4 separate regions of the Homo sapiens genome follow, and all the other regions are linked to region 3. The links are chromatin loops, found by intact Hi-C in ENCODE. Cell type or tissue: A673. All regions are shown on one strand.

The links. A loop is a pair of places that touch in the nucleus more often than their neighbours do. Peaks named below come from ENCODE experiments on the same cell type or tissue, not always from the same donor. Only the 100,000 strongest peaks of a DNase experiment are listed, where the experiment ranks them.
Region 1: it touches region 3 in a loop (3-fold over the local background); 6 of 110 quality-filtered maps call a loop at or near these places.
Region 2: it touches region 3 in a loop (13-fold over the local background); 13 of 110 quality-filtered maps call a loop at or near these places.
Region 4: a loop joins it to region 3, with 3 times the contacts of the local background. A loop is called at or near these places in 39 of 110 quality-filtered maps.

What each region holds. Positions count from the first base shown.
Region 1 is chr19:5,351,679-5,356,678 of GRCh38, forward strand. No RefSeq gene overlaps it. Among named protein-coding and RNA genes, the nearest start is that of PTPRS, 13 kb to the left of the region's middle. In A673, a CTCF peak has its summit at 2,994; DNase peaks (open chromatin) are centred at 963, 3,003 and 4,833; H3K27ac peaks cover 491 bases.
Region 2 is chr19:5,375,511-5,380,510 of GRCh38, forward strand. No RefSeq gene overlaps it. Among named protein-coding and RNA genes, the nearest start is that of PTPRS, 37 kb to the left of the region's middle. In A673, a CTCF peak has its summit at 2,162 (motif pointing left); no DNase peak of the experiment used is centred here.
Region 3 is chr19:5,046,489-5,051,488 of GRCh38, forward strand. KDM4B (lysine demethylase 4B) reads left to right here. Exons shown (of 23, transcript NM_015015.3): 6 at 988-1,181. Among named protein-coding and RNA genes, the nearest start is that of KDM4B, 80 kb to the left of the region's middle. RefSeq lists enhancers at 126-929, 2,423-3,025. In A673, a CTCF peak has its summit at 1,945 (motif pointing right); DNase peaks (open chromatin) are centred at 143, 2,033, 2,403 and 3,703; H3K27ac peaks cover 3,278 bases.
Region 4 is chr19:5,151,531-5,156,530 of GRCh38, forward strand. KDM4B (lysine demethylase 4B) reads left to right here. Exons shown (of 23, transcript NM_015015.3): 23 at 1-2,068. Among named protein-coding and RNA genes, the nearest start is that of PTPRS-AS1, 24 kb to the right of the region's middle. RefSeq lists enhancers at 1-505, 2,436-2,936 and a silencer at 2,694-2,753. In A673, a CTCF peak has its summit at 2,825 (motif pointing left); no DNase peak of the experiment used is centred here.

The DNA.
Region 1 (5,000 bases), 310 kb after region 3:
CACACACACATACACACACATATACACAATTCAAGATGAGATTTGAGTGGGGATATGGCCAAACCATATTAGTTACCTAAAAGCAAACAAGTGGATGTAAATAAAATATTAAGTAACTGATGGTATGCACAGCACAGGAGGAAGTTTTTTGAGGAGGACTAAAGTGAGGACAGGTTGAATCACCTCCTTGAAATGTGCTGACACCCAGGCAGCATGGGCTTTCATAGACCCATTTTACAGTGGAAGAAACTGAGGCTTGGGGTGGTGGAGTCACTGGCCCAGGGACATGTTTGGAACACAGGTCAGCCCTACTACAGAAGCTGTGCTCTTTCCTTCCCTGGCGGTCCTGCCTCTGGATGTTTTCTCGAACTGTTCCAACCAGCTGGCTTTTCCTCTGCCCATCTCTGCCACTTTTTGCCCCTGCCACCTCCAGGAAGCCCTCCTGACTCTTCCAGCCCATTGCCCCTGGGTCTTTCATCACTATGACAGCTGGGCTGGGGTCTGGCACAGGAAGGGGCTTATCTACCTGTCCCACAGAAGAGAGCACACCATGGAGCTGGCCGGATACCTGTTGAGTTTGTGAGACCTTGCATTGGTGTGAAAAGGGTTAACTCACTTCATTTGCATACTGTGCCCAGATTCGTCTTGGGAATACACTGCAGCATAATTGAAGAGAGGAAGGGGAGTTGCAGATACCCTGGAGGGGTGGATGAAGGGGAAAGGGCTTATTCTGAGCAAAACGAGAGGATCCTGAGCTGGGGGAGGGGAAAGGATGTAGGGCACAGATCACCCTAACTGTTGTGGGGCCACTGAGAATGATATTCTTCTTCCCAGGGCACACCAACTTCTTTTTTCCTGCATGTTTTCCATATTTTTCCCTCAGACTATAATAAGGTTAATCTTGGTTTACATAGTTCGGACACATAGCACATCCTTCTGAAAGTTGAGCAAACAGCAATCTTAATGGGCAATTCAACCCACTCCGTGTTAACCACTATGCAGACCAGCGTGTAAGTCAATCAATAAATATCCATGAGCGGCTTCTAGTTGAGTTTAATCACATGCAGTTCTTAGAGTAGCACACGGCACATAGCAGGCACTTAATAGATGTCACCATTTTTTTGGTTTGTTTTTAAGACGGAGTCTCGCTATTTCACCCAGGCTGGAGTGCAGTGGCGCGATCTTGGCTCCCTGCAACCTCCGCCTCCCGGGTTCAAGCGACTGTCCTGCCTCAGCCTCCCAAGTAGTTGGGACTACAGGGCCGCACCACCATGCCTGGCTAATTTTTGTATTTTTAGTAGAGATGAGGTTTTGCCATGTTGGCCAGGCTGGTCTCGAAGTCCTGACCTCAGGTGATCTGCCGGCCTTGGCCTCCTAAAGTGTTGGGATTACAAGCGTGAGCCACCGTGCCCGGCCGATATTGTTATTTCACACCTTCAGAGGAGACAGCAGGCGTGGATGTGAACTTAACCCTCCCGCTGCCACCCTTGCTGGCTCCCACCCACCCTGGCCCACAGGGAATGGCTTGGACCAGGAGGCTGAGACCATGAGACGGCGAGTGGGATCGTCCTGGCAGCGGAGATGTTGCTCAGGATAAAACGGGAAGGGCTAAATAAATCTGCTTGAGATGTGTCCCAATTACCCGCTCAAACTCCTCTGCCTGTGCCTGGCACTCTGGGGCCCTGGAGAGGGGAGTTTTTCTGATGCCCTAGAGGCTCGGGGCTGCTGCAGCATTTCAGATGCAGCACACCAGTCCCCCAGCCTGTGGTCCCTGTCCTTGTCCCCCAATATTGTCATAACTTTTTTTGGGGAGCGGAGGAACAGAAAGAAACCCAAATATTGGGATGTTTCTGAGCTGGGAAGGCCCCGACATAGAACAACAGAACCTTCCATTGGATGACCACTTGTTATGTGCTGTGGGCCAAGACCTTCCCAGGCAGCTGGGCAGCAAAAATCCACGCTATGAGATCAGACTGATTATTTTTGTTCCCTTTTTGCAGCTGAGCAAACTGAGGCTCAGAGAGGAAAGGGTGGTACTGACCCTCCAATAGCTTGGGAGAGGCAGGGCTGGGCTTCCGGCCTTAGGTCTGACTCCGGCTCATTCCTTAATTCATGAATGCAGCCAACGGATATTTATTGAGCAACTCCCAAGTGCCAGGTACTGTTCTAGGCACCAGGAAAAAGCAGGGAACAAAACAGGCCAATATCTCCAGCCCTCACGTGCTGACTTTTTTAATGGGGGAGATGAACCAGATTTAAAAAAAAAAAAATGTACCACGGGTCAGATGGGACATACCAGGGAGGAACATGGAACAGGAAACAGGAAGGGTTGGGGGTGTCATTATACATAGGTGGTCACAGAAGGCCTCACTGTGATGGGTTTTTTGTTTATTATTATTATTATTTCGAGACAGCATCTCACTCTGTCACCCAGGCTGGAGTGCAGTGGCACAATCTCAGCTCACTACAACCTTCACCTCCCGGGTTCAAGCAATTCTCCTGCCTCAGCCTCCTGAGTAGCTGGGATTCCAGGCATGCACCACCACACTGGCTAATTTTTGTATTTTTAGTAGAGACGGGGTTTCACCATGTTGGCCAGGCTGATCTTGAACTCATCGCCTCAAGCGATCTGCCCGCCTTGCCTCCCAAAGTGCTGGGATTACAGGCATGAGCCACTGCACCCGGCCCATCACTGTGATGTTTGAACAGAGGCCAGGATGAAGTGGGAGAAGAGCTTTCCAGGCAGATGGCACAGCCCATGCAAAGGCCCTGGGGCAGGACCGTGCCTGGCGTGTTGGAGGATCAGCAAGGAGGCCCATGTAGCTGGAGCAGAGTGAGGAGTGGGAAAGAGGGAGTAGAAAAGGCAGGAACAGGGCAGGGTGTGCAGGGCCTTCTTGGCCACAGGAAGACTTGGGCTTTTCCCCTGAGGGAGGCGGGAGCCATGGAGGGTCATAGGCAGAGGAGGGGCAGGACCTGATTCAGATGCTCACAGGTGCCCTCTGGCTGCTGTTGCGGGGAGGACAGACTGTGAGGAGGCAGGGTGGGACTCAAGGGACCAGGGTGGAGATGACTACACTGGCCCAGGTGGGCAATGCTGGGGCTGGATCCAGGGAGAGGCTGAGGGAGTGGGAGAAGTAGCCAGTCTGGGGACAGACAGAGACAGAGTGACCCTCAGCCAAGCTTCTGACCCGCTTGCAGGCTTTCTGGGGCCTGGACAACCTGCAGGCACCAATGAGGGCCACATGCTCATCATTAACCCAGATGATGGGGGTTCAGGGGGCTGCTGCCTGATCAGGATTTGACCCACGGGTGTGCACCAATCAGAGTTAGTACACAGAACTCCCAAGTCTCCTGGCCTCTCCAGCTGCTACCCCCAGGCCCTGTGCAGCAAGGTCGAGGAGGACACACCCCCACCCCCAGACCGGGCCGCCTGTGCCCCCAGTGACTCTGTGTATTGGCTCCTGTTCTACCCTTTTGCATAGCTGTGCATTCCCCTGAGCACTTTAGCAGGAGCCCCCAGAGGGCGGAGCAGGAGGCACCGGTGACATCATTCTCAGGGCCAGCCACTCCCAGTGTGCACCAGACCTGATCAAGATCCAAAGACGACCAGAGTTCCCAGATGACACTGGGGCTGCAGGCGGTGCCTGAAATAGCATTTCACAAGTGCAGCCTCTGTTCCAGGCACTGTTCCTGGGGCTTTGCAATGACCCCTGCCCTCGCAGTCCTAGGTCTGTGCTGTTACTGCCATATTTTATGGGCGAGACGCAGAAAGCCTGAGCACCAGCCCATGCCTGCACAACACAGCCAGGACTGGAAACTGTCTCTGGGCAAAGGCTGTCCCTAGGTCTCTGGTGGGAGCCCGCTCTGCCCTCAAATCAAGGGAAAGGTGAGGGGCCTGAGAGGTCAGTAATCAGTGGATTTCTCAGAGCAGAGATCCCTTCCCAATACGAACTAGACTTGCATACTTCCAGGGATGGGACCCTCACTCCCTGTACAGGAGAGGTGCCTTGGTTTTGGACAATGCTGAGAGTTAGACAATGTTTCCTTTCAGCCACTTGGGCTCCCTCTCCTTCTTTTAATCTCCCTCCTTTGACTCTGCTCCTCCTCTTCGGAAACTGCGCAGAAAAAAAATCGCCCTCTCCCCTCCTTTCCTCTCTTCTCCATCCTTCCTCTTTCTTTCCTCTCCCTCCACATCTTTCTCTACTTCCTCCCCCCCATCTCCCTTTCTCCTTCCTGTCCCTTTTTCCTCTCTCTTCTCCTCTCCATTCTCCCACCCCTTCCTCCCCTCCTCTCCTCTCCTCTTCCTCCATGAAATATTTTCAGCTGTTCCTCTGAGTATCAGAACTTGATAGAAAAGATGATTCCCCGAATTTGGAGTCAGACACTTCACTGCCTCAAAACTGTGTCGCCCTGGGCAAGTCATATCATCTCTTTGAGCCTCCATTTCCTCATCTGTTAAAAAAAAAAAAAAAAGTGATATTCCCTGTTTTGGTTTCCCCTGTAGCCTCAGTGACTAGCTCAGGGCCTGGGACACAGTAGTTGCTCAATAAGTGTTTGCCAAATGAATGAATGTTGGCACCCTTTCTTTTTCCTTTCACTTCTGGGCCCATTGATTATTCCTTGTGTGCCCCAAATCCAACCCTGCTCAAGAGAGGGCTTGGCTGGACCTTGTGACCAGTGTGGAACTGAAAAATTAGACAAAGTCTGCCTCCTGGCTTTCTTCCTCGTTGAACAATTTGCATTTAAATCATGAACTGTAATAGTTAGTTATGTCATTAGCTGCTTAACATGTCTTCCCACGCATTCTGTGTGCCAAGAGGGCAGGGCGGGGAGTTTTATTCACATTGTTCATGCTTGTAGTTCCAGCACCTCGGACAGCACCTGTCACACATTAGGTGCTCAATAAATGCCTGTGTGGTGGCTGAGGGGTGGGGTGGGAGGATGAACATAGCATGCTATAACCTTTTCTGCTTCCTTTTTCCTTATGCTCCAATCTATGA
Region 2 (5,000 bases), 330 kb after region 3:
AAGTTACAGTGAGCTATGATTGCACCACTGTACTCCAGCCTGAGTGACAGAGTGGGACCCTGTCTGAAAACAGAAGAACAAGAGGAAGAGGAAGAAAAAGAAGAAAGAGAAGGAGAAGGAGAGGGAGAGGGAGAGGGAGAAGGAGAGGAAGAGGAAGAAGAAGGAGAAGGAGAGGGAGAGGGAAAAGGAGAAGGAGAGGAAGAGGAAGGAGAAGGAGAAGAAGAAGGAGAGGGAGGAGGAGGAGCAGAGAAGAAGGAGAGGAAGAAGAAGAAGAAGAAGGAGGAGGAGGAGGAGGAGGAAGAAGAAGAAGGCTGATCCATGTATCCTGTCCTGGCAAGGGCTTTTTAGAGACAAGTACCAGAGGTCACCTAGGCTGGAATGCATTGGCGTGATCTTGGCTCACGACAGCCTCAAACTCCTGGACTCAAGTGATCCTCCCACCTCAGCCTCATAAGTAGCTGGAACTACCAGTGAACACCACCAGGCCTGGCTAATTTTTTTTTTTTTTTTTTTTTGACAGAGTCTTGCTCTGTCGCCCAGGTTGGAGTGCAGTGGTAGTAGCTGGGACTACAGGTGCGTGCCACCATGCCCGGCTAATTTTTTGCATTTTTAGTAGAAATAGGGTTTCACCATGTTAGCCAGGATGGTCTCAATCTCCTGACCTCGTGATATGCCTGCCTCGGCCTCCCAAAGTGCTGGGATTACAGGCGTGAGCCACCACGCCCAGCTCGGGCCTGGCTAATTTTTTATAGGGACAAGGTCTTACTATGTTGCCCAGGCTGATCTCGAACTCCTGGGCCCAAGCAATCCTCCCACCTCGGCCTCCCAAAATGTTGGGATGTCAGGCAAGAGTCACTGCACCTGGGCAGAATCACCAGTTCTTTGATGCCCATGTCTGCACTCCTACTCTCTCTGTCCTCATTTGTTCATTTATTCACTCAACAACCGTTGTGTGCATGGCCCCGTTCTAGACACTGAAGACTCAGCAGAGATCAAGAGAGACAATATTTCCTGTACTTCTGGAACTCATGGAAGCTGGAGAGAGACAGAATTTGCAAGTAAGCAAAATAAATCGATCATTTCATTGTTGTTGTTGTTGTTGAGATGGAATCTCACTCTGTCGCCCAGGCTAGAGGGCAGTGGCGCAGTCTTGGTTCACTGCAACCTCCACCTTCCAGGTTCAAGCGATTCTCCTGCCTCAGCCTCCTGAGTAGCTGGGACTACAGGCGTGCACAACTACGCCCAGCTAATTTTTGTGTTTTTAGTAGAGATGGGGTTTCACCACATTGGCCAGGCTGGTCTTGAACTCCTGATCTCAAGTGATTCGCCCACCTTGGCCTCCCAAAGTACTGGGATTACAGGCATGAGCCACTGCACCCCGCCAAAAATGATCATTTCAGACAGTGATAACTGATGAACAGAAGTGAAACTGGGTGAGGTGGAAAAAAGTGATAGGTTGGAGGGATGCAGTTTTAGCTGGGGTGGTCCGGGAGGGCCTGTCTGAGGAGGTGACATTTGAGATGAGACCTGAATGATCAGAAGGAGCCAGCTGTGAGAACATGTGGAGGAAGGGTGTTCCAAGTAGAGGGAACAGTCTGTGCAAAGGCCCTGAGGCAGGACAGTGCCTGGGGCATTGGAGGAACAGTGAAGAGGCCTGTGTGGCTGGAGCAGAGTGAGGAAGGGGAGAGAGGGAGAAGGGGAGGGCAGGGAAGGGGCAGGAGGACAGGTCATGCAGGGCCTTGTGGGTTGCAAAAAGGACTTGGGGCCGGGCACGGTGGTTCACGCCTGTAATTCTAGTACCTTGGGAGGCCAAGGTGGGTGGATCTCTTGAGATCAGGAGTTCAAGATCAGCCTGACCAACATGGTGAAACTCTGTCTCTACTAAAAATACAAAAATGAGCCAGGTGTGGTGGCAGGCACCTATAGTCCCAGCTACTCCTGAGGCTGAGGCAGGAGAATCGCTTGAACCCAGGAGGCGGAGGTTGCAGTGAGCCGAGACTGTACCACTGCACTCCAGCCTGGGTGACAGAGCGAGACTCCATGTCAAAAAAAAAAAAAAAGGGACTTGGGCTTTGACCCTGAGGAAGGTGGGAACCATGGGGGGCTGCGGGCAGAGGAGGGACAGGCCCTGACTCAGGTGCTCACAGGCACCCTCTGGTGGCTGCAATGGGGAGGACAGACTGCGGCAGGTAAGGGTAGGAGCCGGGGAATCAGGACTGAGGCAACTGCACGAGTCCAGGTGGGCAGTGATGGGGGCTGGACCTGGTGGAGACCACAGAAGGAGGAAGAGGATGAGGTTATACACATTCCACCTCACCTCCCTCCACCATGAGTGGCTCACCTGCAGGGCAGTGGCATGTCCCCAGCACCACCAGCACCACAAGCTCATGAATCCCCAGAGTCACTGCAGCTGCAAAACTCTTAGCTAGGAGTGCCCTCAGAGGCCCAGAGATGTCCAGTGTCACCCGCAGGTCGCCCGATGAACTGGATGCAGAGCCAGAACTTGTGCCCTTGGTGCCACCTCCCCTCTGGCTCAGCTGTGCTCTGCCATCTCTTCCAGGGACAAAGATTAGGAGTTTGTTTACTGATACTATTTTTATTGATCTTTTTTTAAAACAAGTGCTCAGCAAAAAAGATGCACTTAGCCAAACTGCTCCTATGATATCTGTGGGAATTCCTCTAAGCTGTCCCAGGCGTGGGGACTATTGGGTGGCAAAAGCACAGAACTTGATCTCTTCAGATTTCTTTTTAATTTATTATTATTATTATTATTATTATTATTTTTGAGACGGAGTTTTGCTCTTGTTGCCCAGGCTGGAGTGCGGTGGTGCCATCTCAGCTCACTGCAACCTCCAGCTCCTGGGTTCAAGCGATTCTCCTGCCTCAGCCTCCCGAGTAGCTGGGGTTACAGGAGCCCATCACCACTCCCAGGTAATTTTTTGTATTTTTAGTAGTGATGGGGTTTCATCATGTTGGCCAGACTGGTCTCTAACTCCTGACCTCAGGTGATCCACCCGCCTCGGCCTCCCAAAGTGCTGGGATTATAGGCGTGAACCACTGTGCGTGGCCCAGGTATTTTTTAAATTTTATTTTAAGTTCCAGGATATATGTGCAGGTTTGTTACATAGGTAAATGTGTGCCATGGTGGTTTGCTGCACCTATCAACCCATCATCTAGGTATTAAGCCCTGCATGCATTAACTATTTATCCTGATGCTCTCCCTCCCCCGATTCCCCCAACAGGCCTCAGGGTGTGTTGCTCCCCTCCCTGTGTCCATGTGTTCTCATTTTTCAGCTTCCACTTATAAGTGAGAACATGCAGTGTTTGGTTTTCTGTTCCGGTGTTAGTTTGCTGAGGATGATGGCTTCCAGCTCCATCTATGTCCCTGCAAAGGACATGATCTCGTTCCTTTTTATGGCTGCATAGTATTCCATGGTGTATGTGTACCACATTTTCTTTATCCAGTCTATCATTGATGGGCATTTGGGTTGATTCCATGTCTTTGCTATTGTGAATAGTGCTGCAAAGAATGTACACATGCATGTATCCTTATAATAGAATGATTTATATTCCTTTGGGTATATACCCAGTAATAGGATTGCTTGGTCAAATAGTATTTCCGATTCCAGATCCTTGAGGAATTGCCACACTGTCTTCCTCAATGGTTGAACGAATTTACATTCCTGCCAACAATGTGAAAGCGTTCCTATTTCTCCACAGCATCACCAGCATCTGTTGTTTCTTGACTTTTTAATAATCACTATTCTGACTGGCGTGAGATGGTATCTCATTGTGTGTGTGTTTTTTTGTTTGTTTGTTTTAGACGGAGTCTCACTCTGTCACCAGGCCAGAGTGCAGTGGTACGATCTCGGCTCACTGCAACCTCCAACTGGTTTTGATCTCCTGACCTCGTGATCCACCCGCCTCGGCCTCCCAAAGTGCTGGGATTACAGGCGTGAGCCACCGCACCTGGCCTCGCATTGTGGTTTTGATTAGATCTCTCCAGATTTTGTTTCCAGCTGTCATATAGGGTGATCAGCTCATCCAGGTTTGCCCAGGACTTTCCTGTTTTTAGCACCAAAATTCCCTCATCCTAGAGAACTCAGCTGCAAACCGATGGTTGGTTATGTTACGATCACAAGGAAACCATGTGAGATACTGAGTAGGTGGGATGGGGGTTCCTCAGATAGAGTTGGTAACAGTTTGTCCCTCATCCGGTTATGCAAAGAGTCATCGTGATAATGCATGTCCTGGTATATAGTAAGCAATTAATAAATGCTGGCTTTTGGAGGTTGAGGCTGCAGTGAGCTATGATTTTGTCACTGTGCTCCAGCCTGGGTGACACAGGGAGACCCCATCTCTTAAAAAGATTTTTTTTATTTAAAAAAATGGTGGCTCTTGCAAGGCAGGTGAGATGTTGAGGGCTTGTCATAAGGGCACCTATTTGTCGGAGGGAGTGTTTCAAGCCCCTTCTAAAAAGCAAAAAGTAGGCTGGGTGCAGTGGCTCATGCCTGTAATCCCAGTACTTTGGGAGGCCAAGGGGCAGAACATTTGAGCCCAGGAGTTCGACTCCAGCCTAAGCAACATGGTGAAACCCTGTCTCTACCAAAAATACAAAAATTAGTCAGGCATGGTGGCGCATGCCTGTAATCCCAGCTACTTGGGAGGCTGAGGCAGGAGGATTGCTTGGACCCAGAAGGCGGAGGTTGCAGCGAGCCGAGATCGCACCAGTGGGCTGCAGCCTGGGTGACAGAGCGAGACCCGGTCTAAAAAATAAAAATAAAAAATAAAAGCAAAAAGTGACCTTGGACAGTCCAGCTCAGGATAGAGGAATGACACTCACGCTAAGACCCAGTGTGTTTTCCTAATGTAATATGCAAGTCCTCTCTCGCTCTATAACATTCCATAGCTCCCACTGCCCTCTAGAGTAAATCCACCCCTCTCCCTTACAGACCCCAATAACCTGTGTGACTTTGTCCTACAACTCCTGAATTACCCTT
Region 3 (5,000 bases):
AACAGCTGGTGGGGGGTGGATTCAGGCTGTGAGAGCAGCTCACGTTCATGTGTGTCTGGGCTCCTCTCGGCCTCTCAGCAGGCCATGAGCCTCTCCGGGGACTGCAGTGACTAATGTGTATTTTATGAGCTCTTGGGACAGGACGGGGTTTGTTTGCTTGTGGCATTAAGAATAGATGTGCCTGGTGGGTGGGGATTCCGTCCTTGTTTGCCTAGTTCTGAAAACTGTCTTCGTCTCCTCGGTCAGAAGCTGTGGAAGGGCTGTCACTGGGCCTTGGCTCCGGTACCATCGCTGGGTTAGCCCCAAGTGGTGACTGTTTTTCTCCTTCCGTGTCATTGACTTAGAGGCGTGTTAATTATGCACTCCCAAACTGCAGGCTTCACAACAAGGCCTCCACCCAGCAGGAAGCACGCAGCTCAGTGGAATCTGACAGGCCCTGCCTGCCTGGTGCACGCTGGCATGTGCGATGGGGCCCTTCCTGGAAGGGCCAAGCTGGCGGTGAGCCCTTCAGAAAAGGTGTCTGGGCTGGGTATGGCGGCTCATGCCTGCAGCCCCAGCGCTTGGAGGGGCCAAAGTGGGAGGGACCATTGAGCCCAGGAGTTCGAGACCAGCCTGGGCAACAGAGTGAGACTTCATCTCTACACAGAAAAAAGTAAAAATTAGCCAGGTGTGGTTTCTCACGCCTATAGCCTATAGTCCCAGGTACTCAGGAGACTGAGGCTGGAGGATTACCTGAGCCTGGGAGGTTGAGGCTGCAGTGAGCTATGATTCTGCCACTGCACTCCAGCCTGGGCAAGAATCTCACACAGGTTAAGACCAGCCCCTGGTCTGCAGGGTATGACCGGCCCCTGGGGGGGCCGCAGATACTGGGGTGGAGGAGGATGGGCAGCGACCCCTGGGACTCTGGGGAGAATTAGCCTGCACCCCAGGGCTCGCAGGTTCTGGGGGTGGCCGGGCGGTTGCCGACGCTGCTCTGCCGCCCCACAGGACGTGGCCCAGTGGAACATCGGGAGCCTCCGGACCATCCTGGACATGGTGGAGCGCGAGTGCGGCACCATCATCGAGGGCGTGAACACGCCCTACCTGTACTTCGGCATGTGGAAGACCACCTTCGCCTGGCACACCGAGGACATGGACCTGTACAGCATCAACTACCTGCACTTTGGGGAGCCTAAGTCCTGGTGAGTGTCTGCACTGGCCCTGCCGCCGGCCGGACCGAGAGCCCCTCGGGAGGGAGTCAATCCCGGGTACACGGCTGGGCGCCGTGGCAGGGGCCCCACCAGGTGAGGCCGCAAAGGTCGGCCTATGACGGCTGGAGATCTTCCGGACCGCCTGGGGTCACCCACCAGCTTTGGGGTGGGGGATGTGCACCCCCAGAGCCGAAGCTCCCAGGCCCCTAGAGCTTGCGCTTTGTACCCCGGAGTGCCCCCCATTGAGCTGTGAGCGGCCCCAGGTGTCCCCATGGCCAGGAGCGTGGTCTTGAGCCTCCTGAGCTGCCCAGGCTGTGCTGCCTCACAGCCAAGTGGAGACGTTCCTGGTGAAGGGACACTGTCCATGCTGCCCAGAGGGGCCTGGCCAGGATGACCCTGCAGCCGCTCCCTCGCAGTCTCCGCCCTGGCACGTCTGGGCCAGGCCCTACAGTTAGGAGGGCAGGGCGTGGCGCTGCAGGCCTGTGTGCAGTGTGGTGGACCTGCCCCTGCCCGGGAGGTGCCGGGTGCAGCGTGGGCGCTGCTGTGGCGGGCTGAGTTCCAGGACCTTCTCCTGGCTCCCTGTGCACGTCGCAGCGAGGCCGTGTGGGGGTGTGTGTGAATGTGCACGTGTGCGCGCGCATGTGAGTGCGCACGTGAGTGAGTGTGAGTATGCATGCGTGTGTGTGCCCCTGTGTCACCGGGCTCTGCTTGTGACTGCGGAACCTGCTGGGTGCTCCGCGGGGCTGCCCTGCACTGTCCTCCAAGGGCCGCTAGGTGGCGCTCCCGCCCTTCCCGGGGCCGCGCTCATGCCTGGAATCTTCCCAGGCCGTCCTCGCGCTGGAGGAGGACGGAGCCTTTGCCTGGAGGGCGTGGGAGCTCCGCCTTGCCTGGCCCTTCCCTGGGTTGGAGTTGTAAGCGGGGAGAGGGGGGGGCGGGGGAGAATGCTGTACCTCTTCGTTAAAAAAAAGCACAATGAGCAGGAAGGGGCGAGCTGTGCGCATCCTCACCTGCGTCCGAAGCGCAGATGGAGCCCAAGGGAAAGGCCCTGTAGAGGACCCCGTGTGACTTGGGGCAAAGCGTGGCCTCCCAGGGGTGCGTGGGCAGCGGGACGCCCATGGTGTGACCGGGTTTGTGCCTCCATAGGGACCGTCTGCCCTGTGCAGAGAGCCCCTGTGGGGCGGGAAGTGGCGAGCAGCCGGCAAGGAGGCCCAGCCAGACAGAAGCAGGGGGGTCAGGGACATGGGAGGTGGGGGACCAGCCAGTGAGTCAGACGTGAGGACTTCAGTGCCAAGGACTGCAGTGCCAGCAGCTCGGTCTCCTGTGAGGGGCCCCGGGGGTTGCTGGCTGTCGTGGGAGCCTGGGCTGGGGGAGACCCTGGGGCTGGGGCTGCTATGGGTCAGATGCCAGGGCCGGGGGTGCCTGCTGCTAGGTCAGAGGGGCCTCTGCGGGAGGAGGCGACAGTGGCTCCCTGGAGGCGGCAGTGGGGCCCGGCCACAGGCCGTCGGAGGGACTGACAGGGATGCGCCAGGAGCCGAGGGCCTCTCCTGAGCTGGTTCATCCAGGACGCAGCCTCTGAGGGCATCCCGCACCTCTCCCCGAATGCCCCTCACTGCACCCCTCCTCTGCTTCGCCTGGTGCCGCAGGCGTCCAGCTGCCACTCCCATGTCTACCCTTCCCCATGACCCGTCGTGGGAGATGGCTCAGGGGAGACAGCTGGGGCGGGGCAGCGTTGAGTAGGCAACAGTTCTTTCGGGAAGGGAATTCCGGAAGCGCCCTGACCTTGGTCTTGGTTTTTGCCCAGGAAGGGGTGGGGATGGCAGGGGTGGGGCCTGGCATGAGGGGCCTGAGAGGAGCCACAGTGTAGGCTCTAGCTGCAGGGCATGCCCTCAACCCCCCAGAGCTCCCCACTCGCCCCCACAGTCAGCTCAGCCTGCTTAGCACGCAGGGCCCCTTCCCTGCTCTCTCACCAGGGCTGAGGCGGGGCCCCAGATGTTCCCACGACACCCCATGCCTGCGACAGGCATAGACCAGGTGACCCCAGCATTAGCCAACGTCTACTACGGGCTATCAGTCCTCCCCAGCAGATGGTAGGGGCCCTGGTCACCCCGTGTCCCAGCTCCCAGCAGGGGCCTGGCACAGAGAGGCTTGGTGACTTGCCGGAGCCTCTTGGATCCTCACTGTGTGCTGTGGGAGCTGACTACCCCTCCAGGCTGCCCTCCCAACTTGCAGGGGGGTGGGGACAAGGTAACTGGAAAGAGTGTCTGGCCTCTGGTCCCTGGGCTGGGGTTCAGGAAGCTACTCAGGCCCCTGGGAGATGCTTCCCCCCTCTCCCTTCCTCGGGCCCTTGGGGTAGGTAGGGCTCCCAGCCAAGAGATCACCAAGGCTGCGCCCCGTCTGTCTCCCTCATTACACTGTTCCGCTTGCATCTGCAGCCGCTTAATTGCAACCATTTCAGAGTATTCCAGTGGGATTTTAAAGAAAGTGTCAATGTACTCAGGTTTACAGCATTTTATTAAAGCTTTCTGGGTCTGTTGCTACTTTGGTAGCTTGATTTGTGTGTCAAAGTGACGTGAACAGCCTGGTGTCAATAACAGGCAGAAACATGCTTCAAAAGGCTGGCTTCTGTGGTGCTCTCAGGCAGCGGGGCTAAGAATATCTGAAGAGACTGAGCGCCTCAAAATCTCTTTGGCAATGCGGATTGAAACCAGAGCCAGCACCTGCAACTTCCCCCCGCCAACTTCCCGCAGCCCCTTCTGTCACCCAGGCCGGGGGGGCCGGAGTGCAGGTGGGTGTGGGGAGGGTCCGAGCTTTCCACTTGACCCTGTATTCCAGGGTCTTCCTGGGTGGGGTGGTGGCCTGGGGTCGGTGTCCTGAAGGCTGTGCCCCATAGAAGCCACTGTCCCAGGCCACACTCCTTGCCATAGATCAAGACTCTCCTGGGGCCAGGCGCGGTGGTTTGCGCCTGTAATCCCAGCACTTTGGGAGGCTGAGGCGGTTGGATCATGAGGTCAGGAAATCGAGACCATCTTGGCTAACACGGTGAAACCCCGTCTCTACTAAAAATACAAAAAATGAGCCGGGTGTGGTGGCAGGTGCCTATAATCCCAGCTACTCGGGAGGCTGAGGCAGGAGAATGGTGTGAACCCAGGAGGCGGAGCTTGCAGTGAGCGGAGATCACACCCCTGCACTCCAGCCTGGGCGACAGAGTGAGACTCCGTCTCAAAATAAATAAAAAATAAATAAATAAAAAGACCCTCCTGGAACCTGGGGTGGGGGTGGTTTAGCCGAGCTGACCCTCCAAGGCCGGTCCTGCGGCTGTTCCCCTCCAGGCATCCCCTCCCCAACCTGCACCTGTGGCAGCCCCTGCAGGGCCCACCCTCCTGAGCCGCCCGGGCCAGGCACGAAACACAGGCGTCGCCACGAGGCTGAGCGCAGTGTCGCCAGCAGCATCACATGCCACATGCCCCTAGAAGAGAGTTCCAGGCCGGGGTGGGAGGATGTTGGGTCTCGGCCAGCCCTGAGAGAGTTGCTGGTCCCAGGGCACTTCTGGGTCATTCGGATTGTGCTGTGCACCCCAAAGAAGAGAGTGGAGTGGCCATCCCCCCTCGAGGGCCCTGGCCCACGCTGCCTGGGAAAGTGCCCACTGTTCAGTCCTGTGCACCCATGTGCCGGGCTGGGACCTGGCCGAGGCTTCGGGTCCCCTTTTGCCCCCAACCCATCAGACACCCTGCAGGGCAGTGTTGGGGTGTTTAGGGGACTGTGGGCCACCGCCAAGAGCAGAAGCTTTGGCTCTCACTGCAGCAGGGAAGC
Region 4 (5,000 bases), 110 kb after region 3:
GACCCTCAGCCCGGCGGGGAGGCCATGGCATGCCCCGGGCGTTCGCTTGCTGTGAATTCCTGTCCTCGTGTCCCCGACCCCCGAGAGGCCACCTCCAAGCCGCGGGTGCCCCCTAGGGCGACAGGAGCCAGCGGGACGCCGCACGCGGCCCCAGACTCAGGGAGCAGGGCCAGGCGGGCTCGGGGGCCGGCCAGGGGAGCACCCCACTCAACTACTCAGAATTTTAAACCATGTAAGCTCTCTTCTTCTCGAAAAGGTGCTACTGCAATGCCCTACTGAGCAACCTTTGAGATTGTCACTTCTGTACATAAACCACCTTTGTGAGGCTCTTTCTATAAATACATATTGTTTAAAAAAAAGCAAGAAAAAAAGGAAAACAAAGGAAAATATCCCCAAAGTTGTTTTCTAGATTTGTGGCTTTAAGAAAAACAAAACAAAACAAACACATTGTTTTTCTCAGAACCAGGATTCTCTGAGAGGTCAGAGCATCTCGCTGTTTTTTTGTTGTTGTTTTAAAATATTATGATTTGGCTACAGACCAGGCAGGGAAAGAGACCCGGTAATTGGAGGGTGAGCCTCGGGGGGGGGGCAGGACGCCCCGGTTTCGGCACAGCCCGGTCACTCACGGCCTCGCTCTCGCCTCACCCCGGCTCCTGGGCTTTGATGGTCTGGTGCCAGTGCCTGTGCCCACTCTGTGCCTGCTGGGAGGAGGCCCAGGCTCTCTGGTGGCCGCCCCTGTGCACCTGGCCAGGGGAAGCCCGGGGGTCTGGGGCCTCCCTCCGTCTGCGCCCACCTTTGCAGAATAAACTCTCTCCTGGGGTTTGTCTATCTTTGTTTCTCTCACCTGAGAGAAACGCAGGTGTTCCAGAGGCTTCCTTGCAGACAAAGCACCCCTGCACCTCCTATGGCTCAGGATGAGGGAGGCCCCCAGGCCCTTCTGGTTGGTAGTGAGTGTGGACAGCTTCCCAGCTCTTCGGGTACAACCCTGAGCAGGTCGGGGGACACAGGGCCGAGGCAGGCCTTCGGGGCCCCTTTCGCCTGCTTCCGGGCAGGGACGAGGCCTGGTGTCCTCGCTCCACCCACCCACGCTGCTGTCACCTGAGGGGAATCTGCTTCTTAGGAGTGGGTTGAGCTGATAGAGAAAAAACGGCCTTCAGCCCAGGCTGGGAAGCGCCTTCTCCAGGTGCCTCTCCCTCACCAGCTCTGCACCCCTCTGGGGAGCCTTCCCCACCTTAGCTGTCTCCTGCCCCAGGGAGGGATGGAGGAGATAATTTGCTTATATTAAAAACAAAAAATGGCTGAGGCAGGAGTTTGGGACCAGCCTGGGCTATATAGCAAGACCCCATCACTACAAATTTTTTACAAATTAGCTAGGTGTGGTGGTGCGCACCTGTGGTCCCAGCTACTCGGGAGGCTGTGGTGGGAGGATTGCTTGAGTCCAGGAGGTTGAGGCTGCAGTCAGCTCAGATTGCACCACTGCACTCCAGCCTGGGCAACAGAGCGAGACCCTGTCTCCAAAAAAAAAAAAAAGCAATGTTTATATTATAAAAGAGTGTCCTAACAGTCCCCGGGCTAGAGAGGACTAAGGAAAACAGAGAGAGTGTTACGCAGGAGCAAGCCTTTCATTTCCTTGGTGGGGGAGGGGGGCGGTTGCCCTGGAGAGGGCCGGGGTCGGGGAGGTTGGGGGGTGTCAGCCAAAACGTGGAGGTGTCCCTCTGCACGCAGCCCTCGCCCGGCGTGGCGCTGACACTGTATTCTTATGTTGTTTGAAAATGCTATTTATATTGTAAAGAAGCGGGCGGGTGCCCCTGCTGCCCTTGTCCCTTGGGGGTCACACCCATCCCCTGGTGGGCTCCTGGGCGGCCTGCGCAGATGGGCCACAGAAGGGCAGGCCGGAGCTGCACACTCTCCCCACGAAGGTATCTCTGTGTCTTACTCTGTGCAAAGACGCGGCAAAACCCAGTGCCCTGGTTTTTCCCCACCCGAGATGAAGGATACGCTGTATTTTTTGCCTAATGTCCCTGCCTCTAGGTTCATAATGAATTAAAGGTTCATGAACGCTGCGAAACCCCGTTCCATGCCCCGGCAAGTGTCTTCATTTCTGAGCCTGTGCTAGGGGGACTGATGTTGGGGCCTCCCTGGGGTGGGGCTGCCTGCGCCCCGTTCTCCCGGGAGAAGGTTTGCTTCCAGAGCTGGATGTCCCTCCCCTCCCACTCTCCAGGGTCCCCAACACACCCCCACACACCCAGGGGCAGCTGTCATGCCCCTCATGCTGTGGCCAGGCTGGGTGGCTGGGGCAGCGGACCCCATGATTCCCCCTCAGTTCTCTGGAGGCCTGGCCCTGGCCTCACTCGTCCCAGCCAGCAGCTGCCCTGTCCCTGTCCCCCATCCGGTTCTGGTTACATCTGAGCCCCGAGAGCATTGCTTGTGGTGGTGGTGGCTGGCAGACGTGCTAGGCGCTGGGGCTCACGGCCCTGGATGGCCACTGGGACCCAGCAGTCCTGGCCTGGGTCACTCAGTGCCCAGCCCCACCAGGCCTGGAGTCGGCAGAGGGGACACGGGAGACCTGAGCCTCCCTCAGGGAGGTGACCCTCCTGTGCCTGGTGTGCGGCAAGAACATGAAGAGGCCCCTGTGGCTGGAGCAGAGGGAGGCAGGGGAGAGGGGGAGGAGGGGAGGCAGGGTGTGCAGGCCCTTGTGGGTCTCGGGAAGGACTTGGGCTTTGACCCTGAGGGAGGTGGGAGCCATGGAGGGGTGTGGGCAGGGGAGGGATGGGCCCTGACTCAGGTGCTCACAGGCGCCCTCTGGTGATTGCTGTGGGGAGGAGACGGGGTAAGGGCAGAAGCTAGGGACCAGGGCAGGGGTCAGGTGTAGTGAGAAGTGGGTGGATTCTGGATGCATTTTCAGTGCAGAGCCAATAGGATTCGCAGATCACCCGAGCCCCTGGAAGGAGGCGTTGAGCTGGGAGGGGGTTGGATTTGAACACCAGACGTCCAGGTGAAGGTGCTGGGTCTGGGGAGGCCGCCCCAAGGCAGGTGGTCAGGGGCCGTCAGCTGGCAGGTGTTGGAACTAGAGGATGAAGTCACCTGCAGGGAGTGGGTGGAGGTGGGGTGGGACCCAGGACTGGGCCCTGGGTGTCTGTGGTGGGACGGGGGCTGGGACACCCGGAGAAACCCAGGCCCAGCAGCCAGGGCTCGGGGGGACGCGGCCAGGCCATCCCTCCCTGGGCCCCGGCGTTCCCTCTGCAGAAGGAGTGTCCACCTGCCTGCTGTGCCGAGGGCTTGTGTCCTGAACAGAGGGTGCCCTTGACAAAAAAGCTTCATCCACCTACTGCCCCCAGCACCGACTCTCCTTTCTGGGGCCCTCTCGCCTCCAGCATCCTCTCAACACCACCAGGACTCAGTTCCCCTGTGTGCTGCAGGTGGGGAGGAGGGATCCAGGGTGGGGTGAAGCCCGTGGCCACAGGAGGCTTGGATGCTCCACCTGCTGCGATTTCCCGACAAAGACTGTGTCCCTCTTTTCTCCATCTCGAAAGCCTTCCCTGTGTGCGGGGACAGACACAGCCTGAAACCAAAGCCTCTGGGGTGCCCCCCCGCCCGCCCTAGGCCCTGTGAGGTCAGCGTCCCTGGGCCTCCCCAAGCTGGCAGAGGGGCCGTGGCAGGAGCAGGTGGTGCCTGCAGCGTCCTTTCCATTGTTCTCCAAAACGCTCTAAAACGGGAAGGCTATTTGGGACAGGCTGTTGCTGTCTGCCGAGCAGAGTAAAGATGAGTGGATAGGTCCCCAAAAGTGTCACCGTGCGGAGCCGATGAGGTCTGCACTCGGGCCGGGGTGGGTGCCCCGATGCCGAGGTCTCGTATCTCGGGGCAGTGTGTGAGACTCCGTAATCAGCACCTGAGTTTGGTTCATTTATTCCAGCTGCAATATTTTTATGCAACCTCTGTGCCAGGCTCTGGGGACACTGCTGAGGAAAAGGGAGAAAAAAACAAAAATACATCTTTAATGCATGCTCTGAAAGACAAGAACGGGGTCAGAGATGGAGGGTAAGTGGTGGTCGGTCACAGACCACCAGAAGGGTGTCAGTGGACACCCTTTTTATTAAAGAGGGACTCTTAAACAGATATGACCCCCCGATGGGACGGCAGATCAGAGAATCAGGCTGTGGGTACATTGTGTTGAGAGCAGGCACCTTCTAGGGCAAGGCCTGGCAACCTACAGCCCTCCGACCAAATGCAGCCCGCCACCTGTTTTTGTCAATAAAGTTTTGTTGGCACATGGACATGCCCATTCATTTACATATGACAGCTGGCGCCCCGACAACAGCAGACCTGAAGAGTCACTGCAGAGCCCACCTGGCCTGCAAAGCCCAATGTATTTAGAATCTGGCCCTTTATGGGAAAGAATGTGCTCAGCCCTGACTTAGAAGAAGTGGGTGGTGGCAGCCTCCACCCTTTCTCTATGCCTGCAACAAAATGTTCTCCCATAGGGACAGCCCCTCAGTGCCCAGGTCCACCTTGGCTCTCAAAGGCTTCCAGTTAGATGGACAGTGGGCAGCCAACTGCCCCCGCTGCCACCCGCAGGAGCGGGTGGAAAAAGGAGGCTTTGACCAGGGACTTTGATTCATCTGTCCATCTGTCCGACCCACTGGGGGTGCTCTGCCCTCTACCCTTGGGCCACCTGCTGCCCAAGTGCTGGGGTCGGGGAGAGCCTGACACACTCAGCCTCCGACCCCTGCAGCTGCCCCCCACCAACCCCACCATTCACGGATTGGGCTCCCTCCCCTTCTGCAATGGAGAGTTCTGGCTCCCACTCCACCACGGTCAAGATTCACGGCTCCCATGACGGTGCTAAGATCCCGATGTGTCTCCCTCTCTCCCTGTGGCCACCGCCCCGACTCCTCCCACAACCTCAAATTGTCCCCTGGCCCCATGAGGCAGCTCTGGAACTCAAGAGTCACAGCCTGGTCATGATCATCAGGGAGAGAAGCTCCCAGGGACTCCCAGGG